Regions from separate parts of the Mus musculus genome. Here region 2 is linked to region 1. A link is a loop called in an ENCODE intact Hi-C map of the cell type or tissue named here. Cell type or tissue: heart. All regions are shown on one strand. Each heading gives the region's core, and the rest is flanking DNA. Links, peaks and the distances in the headings are about the cores only.

Evidence for each region. Peaks named below come from ENCODE experiments on the same cell type or tissue, not always from the same donor. Only the 100,000 strongest peaks of a DNase experiment are listed, where the experiment ranks them.
Region 2: it touches region 1 in a loop (2.8-fold over the local background); 1 of 42 quality-filtered maps calls a loop at or near these places.

The regions. Positions count from the first base shown.
Region 1 is chr4:128,806,994-128,815,448 of GRCm38, forward strand. No RefSeq gene overlaps it. Among named protein-coding and RNA genes, the nearest start is that of Zfp362, 5.1 kb to the left of the region's middle. In heart, for the core only: a CTCF peak has its summit at 4,672; a DNase peak (open chromatin) is centred at 4,598; H3K4me3 peaks cover 1,522 bases; H3K27ac peaks cover 1,242 bases.
Region 2 is chr4:129,176,959-129,181,958 of GRCm38, forward strand. It overlaps S100pbp (S100P binding protein), which reads right to left. Exons shown (of 7, transcript NM_001379590.1): 3 at 4,784-5,000; 4 at 3,231-3,313; 5 at 1,283-1,374. Among named protein-coding and RNA genes, the nearest start is that of S100pbp, 10 kb to the right of the region's middle. In heart, for the core only: a CTCF peak has its summit at 2,800 (motif pointing left); no DNase peak of the experiment used is centred there.

The DNA of each region.
Region 1 (8,455 bases), core at 1,559-6,558:
TCAGAGCCATCTGCGCGACTCCTCCTCCCGCCTCACCCTCCCCAGCCAATCAGTCACCAAGTCCTCTTGATTCGGCCTCGCGGGCTGTGTCAACTTCTAAACTTCACTTCTACCTGAGGAGGCAGGCATTCCCGATTCCGAACCCGCTTAGATTTCTGTGGCACACTCTGCTGTCCACCTGCAGGCCTAGAGGATCAGGGCTGCCTCTGCCGTCCTAAGCATCCCAGAGAAGGAAGGACACAAAAAACCATCCTGCTTTCTGGGAAGTATAAGTTCATAGGCACGTGCGCTAGTTGGCTGGGAACACAGTTCTAAAAAGTGTGGACAAAGTCGCTGTCCTCGTGAGGATTCCAGTTTAGCACAGGATGTCACACATTGGGGAAGCTGGAGGGTGGGACCCACGGAGGTCGTTGGTTCCTTCTCAAAGCATCAAGCACACAATTCCGGGCATAGGGCAGAGGCACAATAAGCAAGCGGCAAAAATTAACTGGAATGATATGGTATTGACAACACAGAGAAGGCTACTCTCCTAGAGAGATAGGGGCTGTTTTCAGAACATGGCTCTGGGATGAGCCTGGAGAAGAGAGGAACACCTTTGTTCTGAAAACAAAAAGACTAGCCCAGAGTTGAGAAGGTTCTGTGAGGAAAAACACTGGCCAGCAATGGGAATGAAGCGAGAAATCACCCGTGTAGAAGAATCAAGAATCGAGGTGTGGGATGTGGGGCATGGGTTTTAGAGTGACTTCCTTCCAAATGCACAGTCAGAAAAGGAAGAAGAAAACAAATGAAGGGCACATCAGCAGCCATGAATCATGCTGACGGTGTGCACATTTGACGAGATGAAAAGCAAACCTTCCGGGGCTGGAGGCATGACTCTGCAGTTAGAATGCACTGGGCCTGAGGACCTGAGTTTGGTTTCTACCACCCAAGTCCTGTGGCTCACAACAGCCTGTAACTTTAGCTCCGGGGGATCCGATGCCCTCTTCTGGACTCCTGCAGAACCTTCTCTCATATATGCACAGACCCCCTCCCCTAGCATAATTAAAAACAATAAACATTCTTAACAAAAAAAAAAAAAAAAACCTTTAGGGGCTGGAGAGCTGGAGGGCTTGGTCAGCATTCATGGTTCTACAGTTTAGATTCCAGCATCCATGTTAAAGAGCCCATCATTGCCTGTAACTCCACCTCCAGGAGATCAGACACTCCCTTCTTGCCAGTCAGGGTCTCATCCAAAAGCCTCCATGGTGCAATGAAGGTGAAGGCCCCCCAGCGAGGTGGGATCCCGAGGCCCCTCCAGTCCAGTGAGGGGTCACCACTGGCCAGTCTCGCCCAACATGCTGGGGGTGGGGGTGGGGGTGGAGCATGAACGCACATGTTAGGACTCAAAAGATGCCTGGGCAGGGCAGAAGCCAGAGAAACTCTGGTGAAGGTGCAACCTCAGTTGCAATTGATGGCCCAGGACTGAAGGGCTCATGTAAAGGATTTGAGACTTGGCACCATGAAGAAAGCCTATGAGAGGGTATTGATGAAGCCTAGCTGCAGCAGAAGACCCCAGTGTATTGGAGATGCCAGTACCGTGGTATGATCACCAAGAACAGCAAAGGCAGTGGAATGGATCAACCTGAGCTTAGAGTGCTACAGAGTGCAGAGCTGGAAAAATGACCCTAGCTCTTTGGTGGAGCCCAGAAGATCATGTGTGGATCCCAGACATTGAAACAAGAAGCTGTGAAGCTGAAGTTGCCTTGGAGAACCCAAGCTATCTGAGATGCCAGAGTCATAGGATATCTGATGAGGAATGCTGCTAACAGAGAGTGTAGCCAGCCCAGGAAAAGAAGTTTGTTGCAGTCAACAAAGATGAAAAAGGAGTTGGAGAGCTGAAGACCATTTTGACCTCAGCCATGGGCGTGCAGAATTTGGAGTTTGCCCAGCTGGTTTCCTGTCTTGCTTTGGGGATTACAGTTAAGTGATTGGATGGATCTCAGAAGAGACTTTGAACTTTGGACTTTTAACATTGTTGAAACTGCTATAGACTATGGGGACTTTGGAAAGTGGACTAAATGTATTTTGCATTATGCAATGTTTAGGTATGGCCCCCATAGACTCATGTGTTTGAACAAGCCTATGGGGCCAGGGAGTGGAATGTGATGGTTTGTACATGCTTGGGTCAGGGAGTGGCACTATTAGGAAGTGTGGCCTTGTTAGAGTAGGTGTGTCACTGTGGGTGTGGGCTTAAGACCCTCATCCTAGCTGCCTGGAAGTCAGTCTTCCACTAGCAGCCTTCAGGTGAAGATGTAGAGCCCTCAGCTCTGCCTGCACCATGTCTGCCTGGATGCTGCCATGCTTCCACCTTGATGATCATGGACTGAGCTTCTAAATCTATACGCCAGCCCCAATTAAATGTCCTTTATAAGACTTGCTTTGGTCATGGTGTCTGTTCACAGCAGTAAAACCCTGCAAATGTGCATAGTCTCTCTCTCTCTCTCTCTCTCTCTCTCTCTCTCTGTCTCTTTCTCTCTCTCTCTCTCACGGTATTTTTCTTTATTTTTATTGTTTTTTATTTGCTGTGCATTGGTGCTTTGTCTGGTTTAGTATTTGTGTGAGTGCATCAGATCCCCTGGAACTGGAGTTACAGACAGTTCTGAGCTGCTATGGAGGTTCTGGGAGTTGATCCTTTGAAAGAACAGTCAGTGCTCTTAACCGCTGAACCATCGCTCCAGTCCCACATGATTTTATTTTAATGGCACATTTCCTCGGTGGTACTCTTTCTCACAAGGAAAAAGATATCAGGCACACTCCACTAGTGCTGAAACAAAATACCTAATTTCTCAGAACTGTCAAGATCATTAAAAAACAAAACAAAACAAAACCCAAAACAGGGAAGTCTGAAAGTCACAGGCTGGCAGAGCCTGAGGAGACAGGATGACTAAGTGTAATGTGATTGCCCTAGGTGAGGTATTGGAGCAGAAAAATAGGTGTTAAAGCAAAACCAAGAATCTCTAATCAAACTATAGAGTCAAATTAGTTATGTCAGTAAAACTATCTGCCAATAATTGTGGAAAACTGTATCACTTAGTCATAATATATTGATAATGAGGGAAGAATGGTGGGAGTATATAAGGGGAACCCTCTACTATATACTCCAAGTTTTGGTAAATATTAAAATAGCCCTTAAAAATAAATTCTAACTGGGTGTTGTGTTGCATATCTCAGGGAAAGAAATAGGAGGATCTCTGTGAATTTGGAGCTAACCTGATCTACAGGCCAACCAGAGCTACACAGTGAGACCCTGAATACATACATACACATACATCCATATTCACACACACACAATATACACACACATAATACATACACACACACACACACACACACACACACACACACACACAGTAAGCCTAAAAAGAAAACACCCTGAGTGTGCTAATTATGGCATTATTGAAAGGTTCAGCTTATCACTGCCCTGAATATCCTATGGTCCCCAAATGTAACTGTGAGGTCATCACTGGCACTCAGAAGAGCCCTAGAAAAGGCTTTAGGGCCAAAGTCTAAGGACACTGAAGGCACTGAGTGCGGAGCTGGGGCCTTTTGAGGGGATTTGTGTGCGCCCGGCTCCTCCCTACCTTGCGGGACTCCTCTCTGACCACCCACAAAGCGGTTTCAGCCAGCATGAGTGGCCATCCCACCCTCGCCATATCCCTTTTCGTATGTGGTTCCCTTCACCCAGGCTCAACTTCCATGGCCAGCTTCAACTCACCCTTCAGATTTTAGCCTAGCCATTTAAAAGCTATGAGGAGAGGTGAAGGCGCTGGACAGAGAGCTCAATGGTTAAGAGGACCCACCATGGGAGGCTCACAACTGCCTGCAACTTACAGACGATGCACATCCTCTCCGATTCCGCAACTTTTACCCTCCCTTAGGAAGCTCTCTGTGGCTGAGGCTGATCCTCTCCCCCTCCCGTGTCTCTAATGTGGACAGTGCAGCTCCTGACTAAATCCTACCTGCTCTGTAGATGTATTTGTTCCATAAATATGTGTTTAAGAAAAAAAAATTATCAGGATCGCACTGTGTAACCTGGCTAACCTGGAACTCTCTATGTAGATCAGACTGCTCTCAAACTTGCAGAAACCTGCCTGCCTCTGTCTCCTGAGTCCTGGGATTAAACGCACATACCCTCATGCCAGGCTAGGGTAATTTAATTGAGGAAGGAACCATGACTTATATTTTTAATAATTCAGCACACATTCCCCAAGTGCCAACTCAGGGGCCTCATTCAGGGCCCGAGGTTCTGGAGAGGCAGCAGAGGACAAACCCTGGTCCCCAGTCAGACGGAGCACAGTACTACCCAAACTGTACTATGGGAATTAAGAGCTCCAAACCTCAGGTATAGAACACAGAAGGAGAATGCTGCCGGCTTGTACCACCTGCCCACATGGGTCCCCTGCTCTAGTCATCGAGGACCTTAGACTGGCTAGTCACAGACATCTTTGAACAGTACCTACTGGAACTTAAGATTGTCTGAATGGCCAGAGCATGGGTTTTCTACTGCTCTTGCCTGGAAGTGACTCATATCATTCCTCACCATCCATTGGCCAAGACTAGTCACATGGCCTGTCCAACCGCAATAGAAGCTGGGAGATGGAGTTCCCGGTGAGGAAGCGCGGTGGCTATTCGTGATGTGAGTGAACTCTCCAAAAGTCTGCTCTCAGAGACAGGGCTCAGCAAAGAATTCCTTTACTGATTATTTATTTAGGGCTCATGAGCACTACAGAGGAGAGATCTGAAGTGCCGGGAGACAGAAGAGATCGTGGTGAACTCTCCAGAGGAAAAGGGATTTAAGCTGAAACCAGGAAGAGGGCGATTCTAGGAGAGAGACTGGCATGTAGAGGCCCAGAGCAAAGAAGAGCTTGCCACACGGAAGGGATAACAGACCTGCAACCAAACGAGGCAACCGTGACATGATTCAGAGGGATGGATGCTTCGTGTGGGCCCAGGGAGGAGAGGATTTAGGGTTTCGGTTTTATAGAAATAAGGCAACGTAGCAGTTCTATTATGGCCTTCTGTCTTCTGAGTATGGCATGGTGTTGCTGGCTTGAAACCACAGAAGCTGTGATCACACACATGCGACCCAAAGACTTTTCAAATAGAAGTGGGTAGGGAAGTTCACTGGAGCCTCAGCTGAGATTGAGACCCACCTGCTCCTGACCCCTCCAAGAGGCATGTAATCCTGCCTTAGCTGCATTTGGCCTTGGGAGGTGCTGTTTAGAGTTGCTAAAGGGTGGTGGTTAATTGGGATGGGCAGTCCAATAAAGCCCCCCCTTTTTAATTTATTTATTAAGAGCATCACCCATGGTGGAGAAGGGCTTTTCAGTGATGTGACTGTTTGGGGCTCACCTATGAGCCCTTCACCCACATTCCTGTAAGTTAGCCCCATCAGTTCTTTGTTTGCCAGACTCGAGTCACTTCAGTAGGATGGATTCTTTGGCCGGTTATTGGTGCCCGATCTGGATGAATGGAGGTTTCGTCGTTCACCTCTCCCTAGGAAAGATCACAGGCATGACTTCTGGTCCAAGTTCTATCAGAAGTGGTCATATAGTCACGGGAACAAACAGACCGGAATGGGACAAAGCGGGGAAGTAGGGGTACCAAATGGGGAGACTTTCAAAGTCTTCTTCACAAAGGATGAATCCAGCTTGGACCACGTGGTATTGGCGGAAGTGGAGACACTCTAATTCAGTGCAGGACAGGCGTGGGGGAAGCAAGAGGCTTCCCTGGTAGCCCACATTCTCGAGGGAGCCTGAGTAGTTAGTTCACTATTTAAAAAAAAATGTCTCGTGTGGGGTGTGTGTGGGAGTGGGTATGGGTGCCGCAGCACACGTGGAGGTCAGAGGTTAATCTCAGATGTAGGTCCTCACCTTCTACCTCTCTATGCCAGACTTGCCATCCTGCATGCTTACAGGAACTCTCCTGCCTCCCACCTCCTGTCTTATAGAAACATTGGATTACAGACGCTGTCTGTGTAGCTTTCTGTGGGCTCTAAGGATTTCACTTCAAGTCCTTCCACTTGCATGGTACATTAGTTGGAGTTCTCTAGAGGAACAGAACCTACAGGGTAAATATTGGGAGAGAATTTATTAGATTGGCTCACATAATATAGTTAGGTAGTCCAACAATATAGCTGTCTCGCACTGGAAAGGCAGACAGCTCAGTAGTTGCTCGGACTACAGGACTGGCTGCTTCAACAGTTCCAGTCTGGCACCGGCAGCCTAGAAGATTCCTGGAGAGCTGCTGGTCCTCCGTTCACCTTTGGAAGCCTGAAGAAGCCTGTTCTCATATCAGCGAAGGAACCAACTTCGGCAGAGACAGTTAGATGAAACTACCACCCACATTTGGAGCAGCTCTTTCCTCATCGATTATGACAATCAAGAGAACCCCACAGACATGCCCATGGGCCATCTCAATGTGGCCCACCACTCCCTGAGAACCTCTTCCCAGGGATTCTAGCTTGTGTTGAGTTGGCAATTAAAGATACCCATCACACGTGGCAAGCACTTTCCCCACTGAGCCATCACCCACCCCTCCACCCCCTCAGATCATTATTAAGCAGACATATCTTCAGAGTTTGGGATAATCCACAGTTGTATGTGAACTGAAGAAGAAAAGCTCTGCGCTGATTTACATGGCGAATTTGGGCCCCCAATCTAACGTTGGCCCTTACTGATCTCTGTCCTTAACTACCACCATTCCCACCTTGGCGTCTGTCTCCAGCCACTCATTATTTCATTTTCCCGCAAGGCTTTGCACACACAGTCCTCCTCTGCTCAGAATAGATGCTCCACCTAACCACACCCACAGTCTGTTCACCTAGGGAAACCCTTCTTCACCCTGTTGTCAGGGCCCGTAGCTTAATTCTAAGGACAGCCTTATACAACCTTGAGGTTGCTCTCGTAGCTTCATGAGACTCTCTTCTTTTTACACAACGATTCCAGCTATGATTCTGTCTTCAGATTCCTAATAGTTGACTCTGATATCAGATTGCAAACTCAATACTTCTGTGCTCGTTCATTTCATAAGAATGTAATGGGTATCAAAATTTTGAAGGTGAAAGGTGCTCTGAATGGATGAGCTGAAATCTGTAATCCAATATTTACTTGATGGGTGCAATGACTGGGGAGAGGGGAGACCCTGACGAGAGAGGTAGCTCACTGCCCTGTATGAGACAGGAGATCTCTTGCTCTGCTTGCTGCCCTTGCCTTGAAGTGATGTAAACATCTTCTGTCTCCTTAAGTACTTAGCAAAATGGACCCCACACACACTGTGGTCAGTCAGGTGGCACCAAATATCCTGGCTTGGCGCTTGGGAGTGGGGTGGGAAGACTGAGTGGGGAGTAAAGACAAGTAGAGATGTGCTGAGATCAGAAAGCAGGATGGAGAAGTGATCGGGATTTTGTAAATCACTGGGAACTGAAAATCTCTTGAGCACATTATTGGATTTCTACCAAGGTATGGAGGAAATTCTGGTTAAATATTATCCAAATCCGGAAGGCTGAGGAACCGGGGTTTGAACAGGAGGAAGGAATGTCCTGATTGGGCTTATATGACAGTCCAGAGGCCACCAGAAGTCTGTAACTCCAGCTCTGTAATTCAGCTTGGTTCTCACTTGCCCAGCGGTAAAGGCCTCCTTTTAGCTATCCTCCTGTCTCTGACATCAGGAAGACTGGGATCAGGGATTAAGATGAGTGGCGGGGGGGGGGGGGGGGGGGCAGACCAACAGAGCAGGGCCAGCAACAGGCCAGAGCCTCATCCAGACAGGGCAGGACACTGGACACTAGCTCCTGATACTGTTAAATCCCTGAGCTTGTCGGGGCATGTTATTTGGTGCATCTGGGCTTCAAGCTCTTCATGTGAGAATTGGCCAACAGAATAAGGACCAAGCTCCATCTCTGGTGAGAATACCAGGGCTCTGAGATTCAGCCCTGAGATTCTAGTATGTAAATGGGTATGGTAATCTCTCTTCAACAGGGCAGGGTGTCAGGATTAGAACACACCACCAAACGCCAAGCATTAGCTGTAAACAAGGCATCTATTGGGCTTTTGGTGGAAGAATTTGTCCAGAGAAGAGTGGGTACCTAGACCTATGCCAAGTACATGCCCAGGAATCCTTATTCCTAAGAGAGTTGGAGGAGCTCCGGGCGGAGGAGCTCCGGGCTGTAAGAAGGTGGAGTGACCCATAAACCACCTTTGGAAGGTGATGCGCCTGGCAGTAACCTTCATGGCCCTTCTCCAGGGCTGGGCGGGACCCTCCCTGCAGAGCTCCACCAGTTCCCTTTTCTTCCTGGCCTGAGGCTATGAGAGATGGGTGCAAGTGCCGCTAATGAAAGGGCAAGCAATTACTTTCTCGTCTAATTACCACTCACAGTAATTAAACAATCATGGCCTTTGTCCCCTGGAGACCTCAA
Region 2 (5,000 bases), core at 1-5,000, 370 kb after region 1:
TCCAGGACAGCCAAGTCTACACAGAGAAACCCTGTTTCGAAAAACTAAAAATAAATAAGTAGTCCACCCTCCAATGATATGGGTGGGAAAACATGTTTACTTCCAGCAGACCTAATAGTTCAAACAAACAGACCTCCTCACAAGCAGGGGGCTAAGAAATGAACACCAGTGATATCTGATTGTTTAATAAAATCTCGAGCAAAAACTAAAGCAACTTATTTTTTTTTAATTTCAGATTGGTATTAGCATTCTAGACCTTTAAAGTTAGAAACTACTAACCCAGGGCTTTTCAAGAGAAAGGAGGCTTCAGTGCAGAACAACTTCCCCACACCCTTCCTTAGAACAGCCCCAAGTACCTACACTCAGGACCTGTTCTACGGACCTTCTAGGACATCTTTCTCAATTATCGCTACTCTTCTCACATACACACTGAAGAGTTCTTTCCTCATTAATCTAAGTGTTTCCTTAGAAAACTAATCGACATTTTAGTATAATGATCTTCTCTAGACCATGAATTCCCACTGCAGGCCAAGAACCACTGCTTATGTCTCCAGTTGCTAATTTTCAAACTTAACACTTCTAAAAGTACTCTACAAAGTTTGCTGAATAAGGACAGAAACTAAACTAAACAGAATACAGCATGCCCTCTATGGGAAGAAAATCTTTTATCAGTATAAAACCTCCCAACATTCCATGTCATTAATTCTGCTCTTTTCTCTTTAGAAATTTCCCATCAGCCACTGGTTCAAACTGAAGAAAACAGTATAATCTCCACTTCGGCTTGCAATAGCTTCTCTGAAGTACAGGAAGATACGTTTGAAGGATCTAGAACATAGTTTAGGCTTTCAAGAGCTTGTAGTGAGAAGCCAAGATGCAGGGTAAAGTTTGAAATGCTTGCTTTTTATATTTAAAAGCAAAAGGCAACAGGAAAAAAGCCACATTTTAAAAGACCGGAAACAGTGATTAGTAAGGAACTTCACTTCATCCACTTCTACTACATAACAGTCAAAACAACAACAACATCATCATCCCCAGCTCAGTTCACAACCCTCAACTACAGGGGAGAGAGTCACTAGCCCGAACCCTTTCTCTAATGTATGTTGTCCAAACCATTTTGCATAATTATCTGCTTAAAGAACCCTTCGAAATAAATCTTTGGATAAGGAAGTTTTCTTCTTCATCAGTTTAAGAAAATTCAAAACATCCCAGTTTAAGCTCATTATCATGGAAAGAAAATGCCTAAACCCATGTTTTATAAGCCATTCTTTGGTTGCCATGTTACCTTGGTTAGAGTCCCCTGGATCTTCTATATGAGCAATGACTTTGCTGAGATAAATGTCCTTCTGTTTTTCTAGCTCTGATTGTGAAAACATCCTTGAATAAAGCAAACCAGGAAAAACACCCATTAGAACCATGACTATAGTGCTTTGTAGAAAAGTCACATATTCAAAACAGGCAAAACATCCTACTTTCAGAGGCAAATTCTCTTTTAAGATCAGTGAGAGAAAAGATAATGTCAATTACAGTACAAAACTGAAATCAAGTATAGAGTTTAGAAGTAAAGGAAGAAAAAGAATAAAACCTCTACTAACAAAGAATAGCAGAAGGTAAAAATGAAGTCGCTCCTAAAGAGAGAAAACATTTGTTGAATAATTCAAGTTTAGCGAACTTGGTTGAGCCACACAGAAAAAGGTGATTAAGCTGAAAACTGGGGGGGGGGGGGGGGGGGGACGACCTCCCAGCTAAATCTAGCAATTTAGGACAGTCATGCATGACCTTGGCAAGAACAATTTCTTAGTCCTTGCTCATAATGATAGTTCTGTATGGAAAGTCAGTGGATGAAAATATTAACATTGTCATTTATTAGTGTTCCAAACAGCCTGATTTGTGGGTTTTGGTGTAATTTCACTCTAAGGAATTCAAAGTGAGGCTGGAGAGAGAGATCAGCAGTTAACAGTGCTGGTTGCTCTTCTACAGAACCATTACCACATAGCAGCTCACAACTGCAATTCCAGCCCCAGAGGACCTGACTCCCTCTTCTGGCTTCTGTGGACACATGGCACACAAATATAAATATAGGTAAAATACCCATACATGTAAAACAAAAATAAGGGCTGGTGAGATGGCTCAGTGGGTAAGAGCACCCGACTGCTCTTCTGAAGGTTCAGAGTTCAAATCCCAGCAACCACATGGTGGCTCACAACCATCCGTAAAGAGATCTGACTCGGGGGCTGGTGAGATGGCTCAGTGGGTAAGAGCACCCGACTGCTCTTCCGAAGGTCCGAAGTTCAAATCCCAGCAACCACATGGTGGCTCACAACCATCCGTAATGAGATCTGACTCCCTCTTCTGGAGTGTCTGAAGACAGCTACAGTGTACTTATATATAATAAAAATAAATAAATCTTAAACAAACAAACAAACAAACAAAAAAACTATCTTTAAAAAAAAAAAAAAAAGAGATCTGACTCCCTCTTCTGGAGTGTCTGAAGACAGCTACAATGTACTTACATATAATAAATAAATTAAAAAAAAAATAAATAAAAAATAAAACTATCAAAAAAAGGAAAAAATTGACAAAGCTTTCCTCAATTATGTAGAAAAAGAAATAAAACAGAACCCACAAAACTAAAATTTAGTTAATAACCTTGTCATTTTTTAAAAATGTTTAAGTAAAAATATACCTTAAGTGTATAATAGAAGTCTTTTTTTTAACTTTATTGTAATTAAATCAATCTGATTCAACATATAAAGTAGCTTTTCTAGTACACGCTACTAAAATGCCCATGTATAGATACTGCCATCTCCTGGCAACAAGAAAGTAAACTAAAAAGATGGCCTCAAACTGCAACCCTAACTAGTATTTGTCCCCAGTAGTACAAGAAGAGAGAAAACTAAATAATTATCTAAACAATTTTAGACTTTTCTTTGTTAAAATTCTTACTTCCTATCAAGTATGTGATCAGGCCTCCTCATACATGGAAGTTTTGTGTTTATACAGTATTTTACTTGTATGTCTTTCAAATAACCTTTTGAGGCTGTAGAGAAGGCACTGTTATCTTCATTTTTCCTGACACCAGAACTCAAGGGAGAGAATGATTTGCTTGAGATAACACAAACAGGTCAACTCAGACTTTCAAGTTTGCTTAGTCCTCCTGCAGGATTTCATACCCTACCCCAACATAGTACAGGGAAGGAAGGGAAGGACCAGACGGCTCCACAGGACATTACCTGGTTCTAGTTTGTAGAACAGGAATGACTTTGCCTAGTCTTCTCTCACCTTTCGCCTCCCCAGAATCCTTGTCAAAGGCATGCTGATTTGTTGTTGTTGTTGTTGTGATTGTTGTTGTTGTTTTCCAGAGCAGAAGGCAGGAATAGGACAGAGAATTACTAGTTATATTTTTATAATTTACAGCTGTTATCATTCAACTATTAAAGCTCTCTATGAGAATATAAAATTTTGGGGGGTGGGGGGAGTTGAGACAGGGTTTCTGTGTATAGCCTTGTCTATCCTAGAACTCGCTCTGTAGACCAGGCTGGCCTCAAATGCAAAGAGATCCCCCTGCCTCTACCTTCCAAATACTGGGACTAGAAGGATGCGCCACACTGCCTAGGGAAAATATTCCTTTTTAATAAATGATTATCTTTAAATACTATGTATAACGCACTATAGTAGCATTTAAAATAACAATTATAATCTTTAAACAAGGAAAAAATTTTTCTGAAGATGAGATTATTTTATACAATATTCATTTAGGAGATTGAGAATCAAAGTCAGAAGCTAAATAGAGTCTAGAGATACAGCTCACTCCCCTAATGTGTGTGAGGCCCTGGTTTGGATCTCTAGCATTTAAAAGAAACCAATTTAATAGAAAAATTTAAAAGCCTGAGCTAGATATGGTGAGTCGTGTTTGTAATCCCCGCACTTAGGAAGCAGAGGCATGACTGCTGAAAGATCTAGGCCAGTCAGACTTACAGACTGAATTCCAGGCCAGCCATGGACCAGACACTATTTTTATACACATATTTCATTAATTCTTGCTGTAACATACAGTAACATTTACTCAATTTATAGTAAAGATTATCAGGTGGATGGGTACAGCTTAGCAGTACAGTATATGATTAGCATGTACAATACACTAGGCTTAATCCTTATTATCAAAAAAAGAAAGAAGTTTGCTGGGTGTGGTGGTGACACTTTAATACCAGCACTCAGGAGGCAGAGGTAAGTTTCTCTGAGTTTGAGGCCAGCCTGGTCTACAGAGTGAGTTCCAGGACAGCAGGGACTAAACAGAAAAACTCTATCTAGGAAAGAAAGAAAAAAAAAAACAAACCACAAATCAAAAGATAAAAGAAAAAGAAGTTTGAAGAAGCATCAAAGGTTGAAAAACGAAAGTAATGGTGTCAATCAGGATTCAAACCCTAATTCATTTGAACACAAATTCTGCTAACCGCAAACAAAATTATCATTGTGGAATATATGATGGCCACAGGGGGTTTTTATATGTTTACTTTTTAAAAGAGATTTATTTATTTATTTTATGTATATGAGTACACTGTAGCTGTGTTTAGACACACTGGATCCCATTACAGATGGTTGTAAGCCGCCATGGGGTTGCTGGGAATTGAATTCAGGACCTCTGGAAGAGCAGTCAGTGCTCTTAACCACTGAGCCATCTCTCCAACCAGTTTTATGCATTTTATATATGGAAGTTAAGTACATAGGAATTCTTTCTGAATGAAAATAACTTCCTTTCTACTATGTCTTGAAAAAATGTACTTACTCTGTTTGATGAACTGGACACAACTGGAATTCTCACTTCACAACCTGATTTATGTGAGCCACTGTTTTTCCTGTTGGGGACCTCTGAATGGTTGGAGATCTGAGAGAACACAGGGGTAGGTTTCTTACTTTCAGGTATATTTTTATCAGAGGCAGTTTGTTCGATGTTATTGTTTGAAGGAGAAGAAAGCAGGGGCCCATCCCAAGCAGAGGTATTG